4 separate regions of the Mus musculus genome follow, and all the other regions are linked to region 1. The links are chromatin contacts, found by Hi-C or POLR2A ChIA-PET in ENCODE. All regions are on one chromosome and are shown on one strand. Each heading gives the region's core, a stretch centred on a gene start or an enhancer-like site at or near the end of the contact. The rest is flanking DNA. Distances are from core to core; before and after follow the strand shown. Region 1 holds the start of Sft2d2 (SFT2 domain containing 2). Region 2 holds the start of Tiprl (TIP41, TOR signalling pathway regulator-like (S. cerevisiae)). Region 3 has its middle 28 kb from the start of Tbx19. Region 4 holds the start of Tbx19 (T-box 19).

Evidence for each region. Hi-C counts contacts between places; a loop is a spot of excess contacts on that map. ChIA-PET counts read pairs that join two places held with the same protein, here RNA polymerase II (POLR2A).
Region 2: a loop to region 1 is called in a map of heart, with 4 times the contacts of the local background. The contact joins the promoter of Tiprl here to the promoter of Sft2d2 in region 1. A Hi-C loop is called at or near these places in 11 of 37 maps with a recorded cell type or tissue (T-helper 2 cell, adrenal gland, gastrocnemius and 3 more). POLR2A ChIA-PET finds 5 or more read pairs at or near these places in 3 of 5 experiments (Patski and embryonic stem cell).
Region 3: a map of v-Abl transformed pro-B cells shows a loop between it and region 1 (2.0-fold over the local background). The contact joins the enhancer-like site here to the promoter of Sft2d2 in region 1. A Hi-C loop is called at or near these places in 1 of 37 maps with a recorded cell type or tissue (v-Abl transformed pro-B cells). POLR2A ChIA-PET finds 5 or more read pairs at or near these places in 1 of 5 experiments (Patski).
Region 4: a loop to region 1 is called in a map of v-Abl transformed pro-B cells, with 1.8 times the contacts of the local background. The contact joins the promoter of Tbx19 here to the promoter of Sft2d2 in region 1. A Hi-C loop is called at or near these places in 1 of 37 maps with a recorded cell type or tissue (v-Abl transformed pro-B cells). POLR2A ChIA-PET finds 5 or more read pairs at or near these places in 1 of 5 experiments (Patski).

The regions. Positions count from the first base shown.
Region 1 is chr1:165,192,954-165,195,992 of GRCm38, reverse strand. Sft2d2 (SFT2 domain containing 2) reads left to right here and starts at 1,560. Exons shown (of 8, transcript NM_145512.4): 1 at 1,560-1,753. The coding sequence starts at 1,691.
Region 2 is chr1:165,235,330-165,238,500 of GRCm38, reverse strand. It overlaps Tiprl (TIP41, TOR signalling pathway regulator-like (S. cerevisiae)), which reads left to right and starts at 1,543. Exons shown (of 7, transcript NM_145513.4): 1 at 1,543-1,771. The coding sequence starts at 1,668.
Region 3 is chr1:165,130,815-165,133,964 of GRCm38, reverse strand. No RefSeq gene overlaps it. Among named protein-coding and RNA genes, the nearest start is that of Tbx19, 28 kb to the left of the region's middle. Within about 2 kb of position 1,304, at least 1 of the 3 ENCODE cell types and tissues checked has a DNase peak (open chromatin) inside an H3K27ac peak, as active enhancers do.
Region 4 is chr1:165,159,474-165,162,587 of GRCm38, reverse strand. It overlaps Tbx19 (T-box 19), which reads left to right and starts at 1,815. Exons shown (of 8, transcript NM_032005.4): 1 at 1,815-2,222. The coding sequence starts at 2,026.

The sequences.
Region 1 (3,039 bases), core at 311-2,810:
TCTGTGCTTTAGCATCAGTATCATGAATCTTGTGAGTTCTGCCTAAACCTCCATGTAGAGACATTTAAGAACAATGTCACATGATCCAATATCCCTCAACCTTTGTGTGCTCTGTTATGAACACTACTGATCTGAGTGTCTCTTAACCACTGAGTCATCTCTCCAACCCGAGAGTTCTACATCTTGATCTAAAGACAGCAGGAGACTATGTACCACAGTAGGCAGAGCTTGAGCATAGGAGCCGTCAAAGCATAGGAGACCTTCCCCCACAGTGACACACTTCCTCTAACAAGGCCACAACTACTCCAACAAGACCACACCTCCTAGTAGTACCATTCCCTATGGGCCAAGTGTTTACACATGAGCCTGTGGGGGCCAGTTCTATCACCTCACCACAGGTGGCTGGAAAAGCCATCAGGCTAGGAGAGAACAAGGACAGCTTCTACTAAATGCTATTTAAATTCCCCTCTGCTCCAGACCTGTCTATACAGTCATGCTTGCTTTCCACAGTCACGTTTGGAAGCCATTGTGCTCACTCTACAGAGGAAATCAGCTGGGGACCAGAAAGGCTAAGGAGCTTCTAGCTCAAGGCCTCCTAAGTGGCAAATGACAGAGCTAGAGTGGATCTTTCAGGACACAGCCTTTGCACTGTGCTCTGATGTTTGACGTCTTACAGAGAGGTGTAAGGACTCACTGGAAAATGTGGCAGGTAAGAGGAGTCCCTGCAGAGGCAGCAGCAGCTGGTCTTATGTTTTTATGTTTTTATACAAGTGAAGAAGGACGCTGGAGACCTCACATGAAAATATGTGGGAGGTAAAGTGACCTAGGGGGTGTTTCTGAAGTTCCTCTGTGGTCTCCTTTCCCTTTTTTGGGAAGCAGGGACAGTGGTGGAAACTGAACCCAAAGCCTTGCATATGCTAGGCAAGCATTCTCTCACTGAGCTACACCTTGGTCTCAGTGCCTTTTCTGAACTAGTTTAATCTTAACATAGGTGTTCCAGATATCTCTGGCCACCAGTGTGCAAGGTGAGCAAATTTCTGTCCTGTCTGGAAGAGCCCATGACTTCATATGGATTCTGCTTCATAGCCTCAGTAGTGCTGCAGACTGATTGAAGTAAAGCATTTACCAAACACGAAAATATTGATTCTTCTCACCACTTGCCATCTGTTCAGGTGTTGCCCAAGTCATATCTCCCGAGCCATTTCCCCTAGGGATGACGTAGGAATTGCTGCTTTTAAGAATACACAGGGTTGTACTGCTCCAGCCTGTTGCACACTGATTTGTTCTACTTAACGTGGGAAATATATATTTTTATAGATCTGCGGTGTACAACCACCAGCGGATTAACTTCAGCATCCATGGGTAAGTTTGCGAAAGGCCTGCGTTGTTCCAGGCCCTGGCACATGGTGGTGCTGGGCGCTGGAACGAATCCGTGAAGCCCGGGCGCGCAGCCAGCTTCCGGGTTAGGTATCGCCTGGCCGACTTCACCCCGACTCTCTCGGCCCCGCCCCGGGTGACCCCAAGGAGCTCGTTCAGGGGGCGTGGCTGGCGCGGGGCATGCCGGGCGGGCAGGTGGGCAGGTGCCTGGGCGGGGCGCGCCGTGGTTGGCAGCGGGCGGAGGGGCGGCGGCTGCGCACCCCGAAGAGTGGTAGGCGGAGCGAACGCCAAAGGCGGCGGTCGGGACCCTGACATGGACAAGCTGAAGAAAGTTCTGAGCGGCCAGGACACCGAGGACCGCAGCGGTCTGTCCGAGGTGCGTGCACCGGGGGAGTTGGCATTTCTTGGACAGCTGCCCTGCTGTCCTCCGGCCCGCCGCGCCGAGCTCTGCCGGGACACAGCCACAGGTGGCAGCGCGAGCTTTGTGGAAGGCGTGGCTCCCGAACCCTCTCCAACCTTCCCTCCGAAGGGCTTGAGGCTCTGAAGCAAGACCTCAGAAATCTGTGGAGTGGGAGTGTGGATCCCGGGGCCTCCTGGAATCCGGGCCCCGAGCCCCATCCCAGCCGGACCGGCCAGGGAGAGAGAGCCCTTTGGAGTTGGGCGAGGCCGGCGGCCTTCGTGGAAGGATCCACCGCCGGATCGCGGACTAGTTTAGGTTGTGGGGTGTGAGAGCCAGACCTTATGCGTTCTGCTTTGTAATTGTAAAACTCCGTGAACGCCTGATAACAGGGACTTACCAGGTCTCCGAATCTCCAGGGCTACTTTCTAAACTATAGATTCTCACCACGCTCGGAGACTGCCAGTGTGTTTGTTTTGTTAGTAGGGCTTTGATGGCTCTGAAACTTGACCACAAAAGTCCTGTGCTCCAGAGCCACTCAGAATGTCATATTTTGGGTGCTTTGGAAGTTTGTTTACATTTCCTTTCTTGATTGAAGACAGAATTACGTTTTACTTGATGTATCCTTAGCCCCGGTTTCCCCTTCTGAGAAAGAAGGGTGTTGAACGAGATGCAATAGCCCCTTTTCCTTGGAAATTGGAGTTCCTCTTTAGTGTTTACTTGACTTTCTTGTGGTTTCCCCAACATTCTGCGCTCACTTCTGTGGTTGATTTTGTTCTGAGTTTTGTCTTTGCAAAAAAACAAAACAAAACACAACTGCATCTCAAAGAGAATAAATTATTTTGAAGCCAAATACGAGTGACCATGGCCCCAGGACAGATTCAGGTTTCTGCAAACTCAGTGTTCCAACATGATAACAGTTTGATAAGTTCTTAGAGTAACAGAACAAATTAACAAATTAAGGTACTTTTCAGAAGCATTAGTGGAAGCGGTAAGCAGGCAGTTAGGGCAGTGTGGAGGAATCTCAGCTGTGGCTCCCAGAGGCTGCCTGATAGCATTCGAAAACCTTGTTAAGATAATAAATTCCAAGGTGTTTTTCCCTAGCAGTTTCCGGGAGGTTAGTCACTGTTACATCAGACACAGGTGGGCAAGAAAGAACTGCTTCCTGGGGACTAAAGATAACCCAAGGGCAGTTGCAATTAGGCTCAGTAGCTGCAACTTTCCAATCTCTGCATGATCGTTAAAATTCAAATTAGTGATTTTCA
Region 2 (3,171 bases), core at 294-2,793, 43 kb before region 1:
TCGCTGTTAGGTAGAATGATTGAAACTAAACTCAGCCTCAGCCATGACCTATGCTGAAAGAACAAGAGGCACATTTGTTTGTTTATTGAAACAAGGAATACATAGGCCTGGAATTTGCTATGTAGACTAGGCTGTTTTCAAAAATCACAGAGATTCTATACATTTTTTTCTTGGCCTAATGCAGAAAAATTCAAAGGAAGACTTCATATAGTAAGAATGTTGGAGGCTTGGTGAAAAACACACACACACACACACACACACACACACACACACGGCACTTGGGAAGAAGCAGAACAATCAGGAATTCAAGGTCCTCCTTAGCTACAATAGTGAATTGAAGGCTAGCCTAGGCTGGCTGTATGGAACTCTTTCAGAAAGAAAAGAGGATGGATTTCGTTGCATGTAATTTGCTCATTTACCTCCTTATTAGGTCTTCTAGCAGATCTAGATGATGTGAGGTTTACAATGTAACGTCAGTGAAAGGACCCCAGCCTCCTTGGGAAGTGCGTCAGGGGCCAACCTCTGGAGGTCAGTGATGGTAGACAATCCTCCACTATTCGGGATGAACATCTTTATCCTCTGCGGAAGCTGAGACGCCCTACTTTCCGTAGGCAATGGAAATAGAGTAACTATGTAGGAACCAAGGATAGGATGCCAACGGAATGAATTAATCCAGACACCTTGGGCAGGGGAAATTGATGATGGGTTCCTGGGACAGACACACAAACAGAAAATACCTGAGGAGGAAAAGGTTTACTTGGCTTAACACCTTCTGGTAGACAAGGTAGGAATTGAAGCAGAAATCATGCAACAACGCTGCTTAGCGGTTCCAGCGTCGATGAAACAAACACTGAGTGAATAAGAGAGGGGGTGTTGGAATTGAGATGGTGAACAGTTTTGAGATGCTCAAACATTAAACCATCTCATTTTGAGGCAGCTGGGGCCGAAAAGAATCAGTTGTGTTTTACCCAAAGATACACACAGTTGCACTGCAAGCATGGACGGAGCACCGGGCTTTCAGCGTCGTTTCCACTACACCTGTGTGCGGGTAGAAAAGTCTTAAAATATCATAAGGATAATTTGACGTTTCTTTCGTGGTACAAAGAATCAAACACAGGGCGTCGGCGGTTTGCACGGTAAGAAAGTGGGGCTCTTCCACTGGGATTCAAGGTGGAGGAGCTACTATTTGTCATTGGCTCCAAAGTCGCTGTTGGTGCTGGGCTTCCTGAGCGATAGGGACATTGGGCATGTCCTCTTCACCACGACTCATAAGCACAAGAGGTGATGACACTGCTTGGAGCGGTCTGTAAGGAGGAGGTAAGGCAGTGAAGCACGGGGCTCTGGATCCAGAAAGACAAATTCCCACATTCACTCTGGGGTGACGTCACCCGGAGACTTCAGGGCGGCGCGCCAGAGCGACACCCCCGCGCTCAAGTCCCGCCCCTCAGCGTCTCCACGTAAGACGTGTGTCACCCTGAGCTAGTGGTCCCGGAAGTAAAACCAGGAGGGGCGGAAGAGACGGCGGAAGGGCGGGCCTACGGCGCGGCGGCAGGGGGCGGGGCCGAGATGGTAACGGACGCGCCCAGGAGCCGCGCTGCAGAGAGGGCCATCGTGCGACCGCTGCCGCAGGCGCTTGCTCCGAGTAACCCTGCGGCTCCGCTTCTGCCATGATGATCCACGGCTTTCAGAGCAGCCACCAGGACTTCTCCTTCGGGCCTTGGAAGCTGACGGCGTCCAAGACCCACATCATGAAGTCTGCGGATGTGGAAAAGTGAGGCTGTGGGGCGGGGCCGGGCCGAGCCGAGCCGAGCCGAGCCGAGCCGGGCCAGGTCCGGTTGGTGTCCGGGCTGGGGGTCTGACGGTCTCGGTGCAGCCTCACGCGGTACTTGGGGCCGCAGGCTCGGTCCCTCTGACCGACCGTTGATTGACAACTTCAGTAAATGGTCCTGTTCCCTGCTCGCGGCGACCTCTGCTTGCTGGAACTGTAGCTTCTCAGGGTTGAACTGAGCGCGGCTGTTTTGGTGGACTTCACCTAAACCTCGCCGCTCCTTTTTTTCCTACCTAAGCCTGCGCAACCTTTCTGGGCGCGATGACCTGTTCCCTTGCGGGCAATGACGGAAATGGTATTTATGTTTAGTTTTGAGCTTCTTTGGTTCTGTGGTGTGCTCTTGAGGTTCTGAACATGAACCATTGAGTACCACAGACTTCAGAGGACGTGAGACCGTGTGACGTTACTGTGTGACTGTTTAGGATGAAGATTTCAGGTTTTTTTTTTTTTTTCTTTCCTTCTTTTAGCAAATCAGGTGCTGTGATAAGCACTTGAGATAGGACAGATGAAAGAGAAAGGCCCAAGGAATTCATAGTTTCACGAGAGACCGTTATATTATTGTGTGGTTGGTTAGGATGAAGATGTATACAGGTGTGTGTGCGCGTTAGTGTGTTCGCGCGAGGGTCAGTGCACCTGGGCAGAATCTTGATCAAGTCTGGAGACTGGATGGCCGGGTAAAGCCAGCACTCAGACTGAGATCTGAGGTGTTTGGGGATGCCTATAACTGTATCCTGACAAAGTTTGGGGGGGGGGCGCCCTGGCAGAGTGTTGCCTCCCTCGTCATTGGAGAGTTCTCTGTCTTGCTAAGAAGTTTGAATTTTATATAGTAGTCATCAGGTGTAGTTTTACTCAATATCTACATGCATCGTGGTTGTGTCTGGAAGGTTTCTTGGAGGTGTTGTAGAAGATGGAGGGCTGGAATGCTGGAGAGGAGGCCAGTAAGCAGGAAAGAGATGACAGAAGCTGAGATTCAGTGCTTAAGTTTGGTAGGCAGTTGATGGAAAGAAAGAAAAAGGGAGGCTCTTCAGGACCTTTTGTTGTTGTTGTTGTTGTTTAAAATTTACATATGTAAAAGAATCCTTTTTGAAACATAAGTTGTTTCAAATGTTATTAATTCAGAATATGTTTCTAATAGAATTGTTTTTGTTGTATGAGTGTTTTGCTGCATTGCATGTGGGCCTGGTTAGGGGGTGTCGTGGGAGAGGGGGCTGGATCCTCTAAATCTTAAACAAGGCCCAAACACCTCATTTCTAATGTTATGTTTTGCCTTTAGCAAATAGATACTACCAGTGATAGAGCTGAAAGACAGAGCATTTGAAGCAGCCTACCATAACGGAGCTGCT
Region 3 (3,150 bases), core at 55-2,554, 62 kb after region 1:
CAGTGTATAACCTTAGAGGTTCATTGATGCTGGACACACCAACATGCATGTTCATTGATATAGGACACACCAGCATCCCCTGATGCAGGACACACCAGCATCCCAGTTCATTGATGCAGGGCACTGCAGCATGCCTGTTCCTTTCTGTGCAGACGATATTCGGTCCTATAAACTTGCACTGTGTTCATACTATCGTTTACTTGGTTAGTGAGCATCTGGTCTGATGCCGCTTTTTGAATATTGGTGTGTAAGTTCTTTTGTGGCCTAGAAGCTGCCAGCTCACTCTCCATTGTACAGATGAGGAGGGAGATTCAGAAAGCTGGGCTTCCTGAAGCCATACAGCTACTAGGAAGCTAGACTCAGGTCTCTGATGACAGTTACACATCCCTGCACACAACTCGGTGTCATTGCTGTATTGGGAGGGGACCCAAGCAGGGGCGGTCACATGACTCTGGAGGTACTTCCCTTAGCTTCTCACCATGTCAACTCGGGTCTCTAGGGATACTCTAATAAAGCAAAGGGCCGGCTCCTGGGAATACACTTGTTAGAGGAAGCAGAGAGATGGCCGTCTGAGCAGAGCCTCAGGGGTTGCAGATATAAGGGACCTGGTGGCAGATGGCTGGTTCCAGGAAGGACTTACATGGCAGGAAAAAACTGTCTCCTAGAATCCCTTTGGGGCAGGTTCTGGTAAAAAACTGAATTTCCTGGAACCGTAGACTATGGGATTTGAATTCTTTATAATTTAGATTATTAATGGAAATGTGATCTCAGAGCCTGCTTAGTGAAGCTTGCAAATATTAATTATAAGTAGAAAAGAGGTGATTGATCTTGGGATAGATTATAAAAATGTACTCTTGTCACTTAGCAAAAACTGTATTGCCGGCAAAACATTCAGAGCGCTTTAAGAACTTTAAAGGGTTTAAGTGGGAGAAAAGCTTTGCATTTGTCCTGATGAGACTTTGGATGGGGAGGCCAGTGCCACGTGAGGTCACTGTTTGGTGAGCCAGCCTCCAGGGTGGTGGTGAACAAGATAATACTTGTCTTTCTAGAGGTGGTGGAGCACACCTTTAGTCCCAGCACACAGGAGGCAGAGGCAGGAGGATTTCTGTGAGTTCGAGGCCAGCCTGGTTTACAGAGCGAGTTCTAGGAGTCAGGGCTACACAGAGAAACCCTGTCTGGAAAACCAAAAGAAAACAAACCAGAAAAGTAGAGGAGAGGAAAAGGAGTAGAAAGCTACCAGAAGCCATGTTCTTACTGCTGCAGTTCCAGAAGCCGTCTGTAGGTGGGGCTATTGCTCAACACACTTGTTTTTGGAAGGAGACAGACTCAGCCACTGCAGCTGTTGTATTGCAGTCAACCCTGTATGTTTATCTCAGTTTTATTGGAAGCACCCCCAAACCCTTGTTTGCACCCTGAGCCCTAGGAACATTTACCTGTGTCCTTAAGAATGTCTTTTTGTCAAGCTGTAAAACCCCAGGCTTACAGCATGACCCACAAAGGATGAGATGTCGCATAACGGATCAAAATTTAGATTTGCTGAGTCATGCAAGTTACAGCACTGGAGCTTATCCAGTAAGGCCTGGCCTTCCAAAAGGGTGCTGGGCTTTATGCTGAACGTTGACACACACGGGCGCGCATACACACACACACACACACACACACACACACACACACACTATACACGAGTGCACCCATGCACATGCGTGCGTGATTAAGAGGCCCCTCAGCTGTGACATAAACCCACTGCGGATATAGCATTTACCTGGTACGCTCTGCAACACCCTTATGGGATTTTGAAGGCAGGAGAACTAATGAGAATATGGGCTATGAGCTGCCTAGGCTGACAAGGAAGTCCTTTGCTTCTGGCCCAGAAAGTAGGCAAGCTTGTGTGTGTGTGTGTGTGTGTGTGTGTGTGTGTGTGTGTTTCTGTGTGTTTGTGTATGTCCAACATCAATGAAGCTATGAAAGGAGAACTCATTATTTTGGAAGGATGACAAAAATCTTTGGTCATTTCCAGTTCTCTCCTCCTCTCTTCCTCCTCTTTAATTTTTTAAAAAATCAATTCAATGGTGCATATATGTGAAGTTGTCATGTGTGGGTTGTAGATGTAGGGAGATGCCCATGGATGCCAGAAGAGGGCATCATATTCTCTGGAGCTGGAGTTACAGGTGGTTGTGAGATACTGGATACAGATGCTGGCAGCCAAACTCTGGTCCTCTATGTGAGGACCTTCTAAGTACTAAGCCATGTCTCCAGCTCCTTCAACGGATACTTTAAAATAGCATACATGTTTATAGACCTCAATATAACTATCATTTTGTAAAAAAATAAAAAATAAAAAATGAGTGTCAATTTTCAAAATAAGAATGGCTTAAGTCAGCCTAGGTCCAAATACATTGAGCATAAAACATTGTTCCTTGCTAAGGACTCTAGCTGCCCTCACCTAATAAGCTAATATTTAATCATAGTAAAAAAAAAATCTCAGCAGCCCAACTTGTCCCATGTCCTGTGCAGTGTTTTAACACTCTTAAACAGATTTAAACTAAACAGGTCATAAAGAGCCAAAATACACCCACATACATATAAGTGGCAGATGACGTGAAAGGTTGTCCCCTCCTGAGCTCACCACATTCATGTGACTGATCACCGTGGATGGCACCTGACCTTGCAAGGTTGCTCTTACTACTTGGAGTCTCCTTTGCTAATTGTTAGGAGTGGGACAGGGTGTTTGTTCCTCACAATTTTAATTATTTTAGAATTCTTCTTTAGGAAGCTTTCCGTTCTGTGGATAAACCTTAGCATATTTATCTTTACCCATCTGGAAAGAGTTGAGCTCCACTTGTTTTCTGTTACAAATGGCTGCTGGAAGCGAATATCCTTGCGCTGTCTGCTGCGAATGCCTGTGAGTGTCCACAGGCTGGAGACTTCAGGGTAGAAGCCGGCCTTCAGTGTGTGCCCCTTAACCCCTATACCTGTTGTTACAATGTTTCCTAAATTGATTGCACCTGGTCACAACCCCAGTAGTAACTAATTTTGGGTCCATGACGTAACATGGCTCTTAATTTTTTCCAATTTTGAATTATGTAAGGTTTTATTCAGTTGTTTTAATTTTCACATTACCTGAGAGTGAGTATTTTGTTTTAGTTTTAT
Region 4 (3,114 bases), core at 566-3,065, 34 kb after region 1:
GTGACCCACTTGGGAAGGTTAGGAGGTATGGCCTCTTTCGAGGAGGCATGACCCTGGGAGCAGGCTTTCAGATCCCTTCTTAAACCACACCTTCAGTGTACCTTTTTATTGTGTGAGGTGATATATGCTCTGTGGGTCAGGGTGTGGTTATCTTTCGGGTCAGTATATATCCTACCACGTTTTAAAATTATAAATATGTATAGAATTGCAACATCAATTTCCAAATAAAGTGTGGCTCTGCTTGAGTCCCCATCCCCCTCAGCTTCTTTGCCTCAGTAAGTGGACTAATTCATCATGCTAGACATTGGTTCCCTCATACCCAGTTCAGTGCTGCCCACATTTCCCCCTTGAGCAGTGAGTCCTACTACTCTGCCCTCTAGCAGGTCCCTGCCTGGTCCTAGCCATGACTACTGGGTCCCCTCTTCTGGATACTCAACTTTCTCTGTGTCCTTTCCGTCACTGTTGAGATGCCTTCTCAAATCGCCTTTCTACAGCACAGCATCTAATCAGGACCCTCCCCACCCCAGCCCCGCCTCACCTTGCATGGCTTCCTCCACCACTTCGTCCTTTTGCATGATCTTTATTTTCTTACCGTGGCTGATAACCAAACTACTTCATGTCACTTCTTTCCCCTGTCAGATGGGTCGTTCTACGAAGATATCGCTTCTCTTCTATCACTTCTGTGGAGTGCTTAGTAGGTACTCAGTTCATGTTTGGCATCCTCCACATTCAGACTCCCCCTAAGTTTTCTGCTTTTATTTCCCCATTGCTCTGACATTCTTGTTTTCTTTTATAACAAGATAAACCAGCACCCTAGGCTCTCCTAGGGTTGGGGTGTTCCAGCTGTTTTGATGGTCTCCTTCATGGTTTCTACCTCCCCATCCAGCCACCCTGTGCTGTGTCTTTAGGAGAAGTAACCGTTTCTACTAATTACATCCTCAGGGAATAGCGGGACTCAATCCGGAAGGACAGCGTTGGCCACGGCTGTCCCAAAAGAGAACTGGGAGCCTTTTTGGACCAACGATTAGCATCACTCAGTCCAATGATGTAAAACGTTGATTCCCACCCAGGAGGCGCAGAGTTTTTCTTAGAATAGTTCAGGACAAATTACTTTCCCCCTTCCTTTCACTAGGACTGGAGATAAGAGAGACTAGGGGTCTGGATTCGAGGGAGGAAGATCAAAGTTCAAAGCTGAAAATGAAAAGGACCTTAGAGGTAAAAAGGGTGTGAATGTGGGTGGGTACAGTCAGTGGGGAGATGACAGAGGAGCTCCCTAGGGGAAAGAGGTCTGTAGTTCTTTTCCTCCTGACTTCAGTTTCTTGAGTGTAGCATGCAGAGAGACTTCCTTTATTCTCAGGTCTTGTATCTTGGCACAGAGCCCTTCACCCTCAGCATAGACTGCTCTTGTCTGCAGGGCTTCTGTGTCTGTTCAAGTTGCTAGATCAGGGTGGAGGGAGTTCAGCTGACTACTCTGCCAGGACAGCTTGCCCAGACAGCAAGTTTGTGGCTCCCCTGCCAGCACCTCCTTTTCTATAGGTGCCACATGCCACAATTTATACGCAGACATGATTTGACTGATTGTTGCAGTCCGGGCCTGGAATAATTTTAATTAACGGGAAAACGGTCCTCAATACACCGATTAGACCTCTTCAGGTACAACAAGATAAAAGCCTGATAATTTGGATGGAGTACTCTTCTTAAACGTCTACTGTAGGCAGGGCGGCCAATGGGAAAGCCAGGCTGACTCCCACCTGATCCAGTGAGTAATTAAGAGAGCGCTTTTTCTTCTCCACCTCCCCCCACCCTCTCCTCCCTGCTCCCCAACTGAAGCTTAACAGGTTGGTGGTATAATTTGGAGACTTTCAGGGGTGTCACACTGGAAGCTTTAGCAAGAGCCAAGGCATCTTATTCTACTCCCAGACACTGACCAGCTGGGGTCGAAAAGCCAGCAAGTGAGGGAAGGAAGGAGCCGGAGGCAGAGAAAGTGGGAACGGCTCTCAGCAAAGTTTGAAAGGGTCTACAGCCATGAGTGAACTGGCCACACAGAAGGCTGGCGAAGGCACTGTGTCTCGCCTGCTTAACGTGGTGGAAAGTGAGCTCCAGGCAGGGAGGGAGAAGGGAGACCCTACAGAGAAGCAACTTCAGATCATCCTGGAGGATGCTCCCCTCTGGCAGAGATTCAAGGAAGTCACTAATGAAATGATCGTGACCAAGAACGGCAGGTGAGTTTGACTGCAGCCCACTTGTGCTAGCCTTTGCTTGGCGAGGAAGGTAAGACACCTTTGGTAGTAAAGAGGCTACCACTCTTCGTTCAGAGGCAGCAGGCTCTGAACATCTTAAAGACAGTCTCGGCTGGCCGTCACTCAGCCAACTTAATTTCTTTGAGATAATCAGAGCAGTGGAAGATGGAGGCCACCTGTCTTACCTACATGTATTATATGGGGAATTATTTTGCAGGGGAGCATGCCCCATGCATTGGGGAAGTGGACTCAACTGTCAGAAACTGGTATTAATTTTTGAATGACTGTGTCCCCTGGAGCAGACCTGTGTTCAGTCCTGTTCAGATAATGTGAAAGTTGACTTTATTTGGAAACTGGATAGTTTGTTCTTAAGCACAGCACACCTGTCTGTCAGACGATTTTGACTAGTTGAAGACTGGGATTGAAAGGGCCACATGGCCTATCTCTCTCTGCCTGCTTCCTTGTGCATGTTGAGGGAGAATGAGTTTCGATTGTGTGTTTCACATAGTTAGGAAAGCTGGCGTATAATAGGGAATGAAGCTCTAATGCCCAGTTTTAGGAAAGAGAAGTTTTCTTCTTTCATTCTCCCTGCAAAGAGTGGGGATTGTCCATACCGCTCCCTGCTGGCATTTCTCAGATCCTGTGAAGCTTAGCCTGTTAGGCGCCTTTGAGGGAACTTTAAAGCTTGAGCTTAGCAGAGGAGATGCAAATGTTTTGAAAGAGACTCCCACTGCATGCTCACACATCTTTGGGTACCTATGGACACAAAGTACCCGAAGGACATTTTCAGTAGTGTTAGTTGAGCCCAGACTCTTTTTCTTACACCTTGAGAGAAATTTTGCTTAGAGAGAAAAGTTGAAATTAGCTGAACCTC